Linked DNA regions of Mus musculus: region 1 is linked to region 2. The links are chromatin contacts, found by POLR2A ChIA-PET in ENCODE. All regions are on one chromosome and are shown on one strand. The core of a region is the stretch at or near the end of the contact, and the rest is flanking DNA. Distances in the headings are between cores, read along the strand shown. Region 1 holds the start of Ddx3x (DEAD box helicase 3, X-linked). Region 2 has its middle 40 kb from the start of 2010308F09Rik.

Region 1 (3,413 bases), core at 214-2,713, 73 kb after region 2:
TTTTATAGAGGAGGAAAATTGAGAACAAAAGCCGAAAAGCAACTTGCCTAGGGATTGTTTTATTGTTTCCGTATCTCTTTAAAAGTTCAGTTTCAATTTTACAAACTGGAAAAGTAGAAGAGTTTGTACAGTAAACTATGTGATGAGAAGTAATTGTTTGAATTCTGGCAGCAGAAGGCCCCTGGTGGGGGGGTTGGGTTTGGGGTTGAGGTGGGGGGGGTGCTGAGTCCTGTGTTTTATTTGTGAAACTGAGGGTCAGAAAGGAGTATCTTTTAGGTAACTTGTGTGCTGCCATTGCCTAAAAGCTGAGGGCTCAATATATTCTTTTGGTTTTGTTGTTTAAGGGTATGTGTTTTTGAAGCTGAGTCTTGGGGGGTGGTCCGCCTAGAAGCGGGGTCCACCAGAATCGGCCCGTTTGATGACAGACCCCTTTTTCCTCCATATTCTGTCTAGTGGAGAGAGAGGCCTGAGGCAAGTTATCTCGGTCAGGGAGACACAGGTTGTGTCCAGTCACACATTCTCGCCTCCCTGGGGTCCCTTACTGTGCCAACAGCCACAGGCTGGTGCCAGGAATGCCACGCGGAAGGACACAGGGGCCTACAATAAGTGACTCTTTCACAAACGAGAGAGGCTCCGGGTCCCGGGAGGGTCCTGGATTGCCGGCTCTAGATTCGCGTGAGATAGTTTTATTGTTCCTTCAGAGTGGGGCTGTGGGAGTGATGCTATCTATAGGCAACGGCGATCTGAAGCCTACAGCAACCCGCACATCCCCTACAGTCCCTGCTCAGATGGACTCGGGTCACCATGCAGCCTTCCACCTTTCTGCTTCTCATTTCTAGTTCCCTTCCCCCTTTCTCCTCCCCGCCCTCCCGCAGTTTTCCCGTCCCTCCCTCCCATTCCCAGCACTAGTCAAGCGAGTTTCCCTTCTTCACAAGATGGCCACCTTGCTGGACACCCACGGTCACGTGATCCCACTGCCCTCCACGCAGAGCCAGGGCTCATTAGTTAGGCCAGACAAAGCCCACTGCATCATCTCCACGCCCGGGGACGGAGAGGAAGGGACGAGTGCTAGAAAGAAGGACGAAAACTGGGTACACAGGGGAGGAGCAGCCAATCAACCTAGTTTAAAGCTTAGGGCCTTAAGGCTAGAGGACGGTCAGCAATCATTTCTCGCGAGATCTCGAGAAAACAGTAAGATTAGGGGACCGGTGGAGACCAGGGGATAGCAAACCCAGGAGAACCAGAACCACATATACCCAAGGCTTCTTTATGAGCCGACGAGGACGCGGGTAACTGGACTGATTAGGAAATCTCACGGGACTCAGCCGAGCAACGCACCGTAAGCAGGCAGAGCTCCTAACGGCAGTGGCCGGCCGCCCGGGAGAGGAGGGCACACGTCTTACGTGCTGACGTAGCAGTCCTCCGAGTCGGTATATAAGGTCGGTGGCCGCGCGGTGCGCTTCAAAGCCGCAGTTCTCCCGTGAGAGGGCCTTTGCGGTAGAGGCAGCCTTTGCTCAGCAGCGGAAGACTCCGATTTCTCGGTACTCTTCAGGGATGAGTCATGTGGCAGTGGAAAATGCGCTCGGGCTGGACCAGCAGGTGAGCCTGAGCCGCGGGGGTCGCTGCATCACTTTGCCCCCTGCCCTAGCCTGCCTTGTGGCGCAGCTCTTTAAGTTCTGCTTTTTGCCTTCCCGTCTCCCTGGACGGCTCGGGCCGGCGGGTGGCCAGTGGCTAGGGGCTCTGGAGGGACTGGATGCTTGCGGGGGGAGTGCTAGAGCCGGTGATTCCTCCGGCTCGGCTCGGTGCGCGGTATTGTCCCTGGCCCGAGCACAATGGCGGCTTTTGTGTCTGTGCGCAGGCGAGCGGAGGGGGAGGGGGCGCGCGCATTCGGGCGCACGCGCGTCCCCTGGTTGATTAGTGACCCGCAGGTGGGGATCGGGGCGGTCGGGGGGGGGAGATTGCCCCGCGTGGCGTGGCGGGGCCCGGGTGGATGGTTTTGGCCCCGGATTTCCGGGGCTTTGGGCTTCCATGGCCCCAGTGGCTGTGGTTTGGAAATTAGGGAGCTGGCGGCGGCGCGCGGGCTGGCCGAGTGGCCCCGCGGCGCTGGAATGTGGGAGGGGGCGCCGCGGGAGGGGGGCTGGCCTCTGCGCGGGCTAATGGCGGCGGCCTCCTTTGTGTGGCGCAGGCCGGCGGTGCTGCGCGGTCGCCCCCCCACCCCCATCCCCATCCCCCCGGGTCTGCCCGCCAGCGGGTTCGCCTGCAAGCCAGCTGGGTTGCTTCGGCCCCGCCGGCCCGGTGCGTCGCGGCAGGGGAGGCCGCGGTTCCCGAGTGGAAAGTTTTGTGACGCAGAAATTTCAGGGCGGATTGGGCGGGGGGAGGAGGGGGAGGGAGGCCAGGGCCGCTGCGTGCGCACTTGCGCCGGGCTTGGCGGTGACGCGAGCCACCCGGCGCGGCCCTTGCTCAGCCTTAGGCTCCAGGAAACGACCGCGCGGCCCGAGCCGGGCACGCCCGCCCTTTACCTGGGCGCAAGGGAGGACCACGCGCCTTGCGAGTGATGGCCCACTCTGGGATCCTCTAGAGGCAAAATGCCCAGAATATGGCAACAGATAACTTGTTGCTGCCATCGAAGTAAAATTGGGAGATTGGTCAGGCCTGGTTTCTGATTACTTAATCGAGACTCCATTTCTAGATTTAGAGGCCAAGGAGATGAGGGTCTGGTGCCTTCTGCCTGACCTATGACCTGCTACAGTAAATCTTCCATGTTGTGACACATTGTAACTTAAGGGACACTGGTAACATTTTCCATTCTAAATGATACTTATACTAAAATGATACTATTGTTGAACTATATTGGAAATTATATTTCCAAGAGCCTTTCATAAGTTGGTAGTGGATTTAACTTCGAAAGCTTAGGAATTCGGAGTGGTTCAAGTTTGTAATGAGTACCAACAGTGCATTTGGCAACTTTGTTGCTTCGATTAATGTCAAATGATTAAAAAAAAAAACCTACGTAGACTAGAGAGATGGCTCATCCGTTAAGAGGACTGGGTTCAATTCCCAGCACCCACGTGGCAGGTCATGCCTGTGTAACTCCAGTTCCAGGAGATCAGACACCCTCACACTGCAGGCAAACCAGAGCACATTTAAAAAACTCGTAAAAAAAAACCAAAACTCAGATTTTAATAAACGCGGCTTTAAACGGTAGTTACAGTATCAAGGCATGGCAACATTTTTTCTAATGACAAAGAGGTTACATCTGCTTTCTGTTTTCAGGGAGCTTAGCGATACTAGTAGTTTGCAAGTATCGGCACAGATTTATCGAGTAACATTTCCTTAAAACGTAACAGTTCCAACTTTCCTGTTTTTTTTTTTTTCTTCCTGTTTTTCAATTGTGGTTTATACTCCTAAATAGA
Region 2 (3,479 bases), core at 928-3,427:
CCCCCTCTCCCTTTGCTATTTTCATTATGGATTCAGATACTTGAAGATTTCTTTTACAAAAGGGCAGCCTTTCAGACCTGCCCCCTGCCACCAGGCCTGCAGTGTCTCTGGGTAAGCAACTGGAAATTCGGTAACAAACATACCTGGGGGTGGATTAGTTTATGTATGCTCCTACAAGAAAACAGACCAACTTTATTGATTGTTGTGGCACAGACACACACACACACACACACACACACACACGGAGAGAGAGACACACACAGACAGAGAGACACAGAGAGAAGGAGAGATGAAAGAGAAAGAGAGAGTGGTGTGATACGTGTGTAATTTCAGAATTTGAGATGTGGAGGGAAGAGGACTGGAATGAGTTCAAGGCCATCTTGGGCTACTTGATTCCCTGTCTCCAAAACAAAACCAGACAACAACAATACAGAACAAAGAACAAAACTCAAAACCTAATAAATAAATAAATAAATAAATAAATAAATAAATAAATAAATAAATTAAAGAAAGAAAGAAAGAAAGAAAGAAAGAAAGAAAGAAAGAAAGAAATGACTCTAGCTGGGCTGTGGGAGACTGTTTGCTCCTGAAAGGTCTGGATTACACGTCCAGTGGCCTTGGAGAACCAGGCATTCCTGGAAGGAGGGCTGGGAATGGAATTAGGATGGGAGAGAAGTGGGAGGAGAGAAATAACAAACCAAGACAAAGTTTCTCTGACCATGGCTCAAATTGTAATTTTTCAGCTCTGCATTTCTATAGGCAAAACCACAAAACGGAGCCCCTTTGTTTCAGCTGGGTTTGAGTTGCAAAGGAAGCTCTCAGCAGCTCAGCGGGCGGGCAGTCTCTTTCCGCTTGGGCAGGACGCCTGGCTCCAGCGGTGGCGACTTGTTTAGCCAACTCAAGGCTGGGGGAAGGGCCCACATTCCTACCCTGTAAAAGAGAAAAACACAACCAAACAGCACCACAAACAACAGATTACAGGATTGCCACCCCAGGAGTCTTTGGGTTTGTTTGTTTGTTTTTAGATGACTTTTTTCTTTGGTAAGAATGTTTCATTTGTGTCTATGGCCTTGGAGTTAGAAGAGGACATGGGATCCCCTAAGACTAGAGTTACAGCCGGTTTTGAGTAGTTATGTGGGGGCTGGGAATGGAACCCGGGTTCTCTGGAAGAGCAGCCAGTGCTCTTAACAGGTCACCAAGCCATCTCTGGAACTGTCCTGTAACCACCTTTAAAATGCACATTTTGGTGAGGGGAGACTAGCATAACTCTAGATCTAGGGGTAACAATGACTGTGGCCTCTTAGGACATAGTACTTATGTGCCCACATACACAAATAAAAATAAAAACAGTAACAACAACAACAACAAAATAATCCAGCTCAGAGAGCTGGGGCTGTGTCTCAGTTGCAGAGTGCATGGCCGAAGAGTCCCCATTAGATCCCGTATCACCAGAGTAAGGGTTAACCAGCAGAATCCCTTGGCGGGTTGGGGTTACTAAAGTGTGTCCCAAAGATTACACCATCATACCATCATACAATAGATCTCCCGAAAGGAATTTATTTGGGTGGGAAGAGATGGGCTAGCCCAGACAACAAGAGACAGAGAGACAGGGTGAAAGAGTAGGCCGCGATGGGGGGGGGGGGCTGGCTTTTAAATGGTATGCCCGTGGCATTTGGCAGCTGGTGATCATAAAGCTGCTGGCCCTGAGGCGCTGAAGGCAGGCTGGGCCACAACCAGTACCGGCCACAGAAACCAGCTGTTGGCAGAAGTATCGGACCTGCAGTCTGGGATGGTGTGCCCACCCTGGGGCGTGGTCCCACCTGGTCACAAGTAAGATGCCTCCAGCCCTGACCCCACATCATCTACTCACGCAGCTCCCCTGTCCCAGCCAACAGCAACTTGTTCGCCCTGGGGTCTTACTTCTGTTAAGAGTCCCTACCAAAGGCCTGGGGCAAGGGTCTCTTCCTGATCTCCATAGGAGTCTCTGGTCTCACAATGTTTCTGTGTGGGTTCAGTGGTGACGAGGATTAGTTATGGATACACAGAGGCTGTGACACCTGCCAGCTCTGTGCTACTTCCTTTAAGGGCCTGGCCCCACAGCCACGTGGACCTTTGTCCATAGGGGTGGCGAGGAAGCCACACTGTTCCAGCAACCTGATCTTTAACAGAACAGCATCTGTCAGGACTCCGCGGCTCTCTGCCTGGCCAAGCCGGCACACTTTTTGTTGCCAAAGATGGGTGGTGTCACCGGAAGTCTAAGGGAGTGTGGTTCGGAAATCCCCTTGGAAAACCAGCTCTTGTGCCAGACCTCGCTTGACGTTAGGCTCTGCTGCCCTCTAGTGGCCGCAGGGTGGCATGAACCACGAGGGGTTGGAGACGTCTGCTCAATGGCTTGGGAAGTGGGGGAAGGGAACTGTGGCGGTTGCGCAGATCCAAGTGCTTTGTACCCACGACATCTTAGATTCTGCTGCGTCCCCCAACCCCCGATTTTTTTGCCCTTTGTTAATCAGAACTCAAAAAGCACCTAACCCTTTTACATATCCAGAGCACGAAGCCGGAACTAAGGCTCAAGCATCGGGCTCCTTGTTTGCTGGAATCCCCCAAAATGAACGTAACTGTCATACCATACATGTGTGTAAAATTGGAGAAAGGGGATGATATGAGCTTAATTGGTTAAGTGGTGGCTGGTGTATATCTGTAATCCTGCCACTACAGGGGCACAGACAGGGGATTCCCTGTGAGTTCTATGCCAGCCTGAACTATCCCAGTTTAAAAACAGAACTCTGCTATCTCCCCCACTATGACTCTCCCTTTGTCCCATTCCCACAGGCTAAGGGACTTCTGGATCCTGAGAACTCGAGTTGGCGATACAGTTGGAATGACTTTAATGGACCATTATATTTCCATATATAGGAATTACTGGCCATCTTAGGACAGGAATGCTTTCCAGGAATAATCTGCCTGCCCACCTGGTAACGCCACCCTGAGCCACAGCAGTTGGAAAGTAGGTGGTGGAAGAGAAACAGTGTTTCAAGTATTCAGAGCCAAAAGAGGGTCTGTGAAAAGTTATCCCAGCTATTAGTTATGAGACTGAGAGAGATGCCTCAGTGCTTTACAGTACTAATGGCTCCTCCAAAGGACATGGGTTCAATTCCTGGTCCCCATATGGTGGGCTCCCAATTATCTGTAACTCCAGTTCCAGGGGATCCACTGCCCTCTTCTGACCTCCTCAAGATCTGCATGCAGGTGGCACACAGACATGGAGGCAAATCACCCAGCCACAGTGAGACCTCATCTCAAAAGATTCAAAGAAAAGAGGGCTGTGGGAATGGTGTTGACATCAAGGATTTGAATAGAGAGCACCAGCCCAAATCATCATGGTCAAATTAATTAAAGCAAGCTTACCCCCTGCCCTACCCCCGCCTCCACTCACACAAGAGTTTTTCTCTGTAACAGTCCTGACTGTCTTTGAACTCACT

Evidence for each region. ChIA-PET counts read pairs that join two places held with the same protein, here RNA polymerase II (POLR2A).
Region 1: POLR2A ChIA-PET joins it to region 2 with 10 read pairs in embryonic stem cell. The contact joins the promoter of Ddx3x here to the enhancer-like site in region 2. POLR2A ChIA-PET finds 5 or more read pairs at or near these places in 4 of 5 experiments (Patski and embryonic stem cell).

What each region holds. Positions count from the first base shown.
Region 1 is chrX:13,279,559-13,282,971 of GRCm38, forward strand. It overlaps Ddx3x (DEAD box helicase 3, X-linked), which reads left to right and starts at 1,464. Exons shown (of 17, transcript NM_010028.3): 1 at 1,464-1,599. The coding sequence starts at 1,555.
Region 2 is chrX:13,205,879-13,209,357 of GRCm38, forward strand. No RefSeq gene overlaps it. Among named protein-coding and RNA genes, the nearest start is that of 2010308F09Rik, 40 kb to the right of the region's middle. Within about 2 kb of position 2,178, at least 1 of the 3 ENCODE cell types and tissues checked has a DNase peak (open chromatin) inside an H3K27ac peak, as active enhancers do.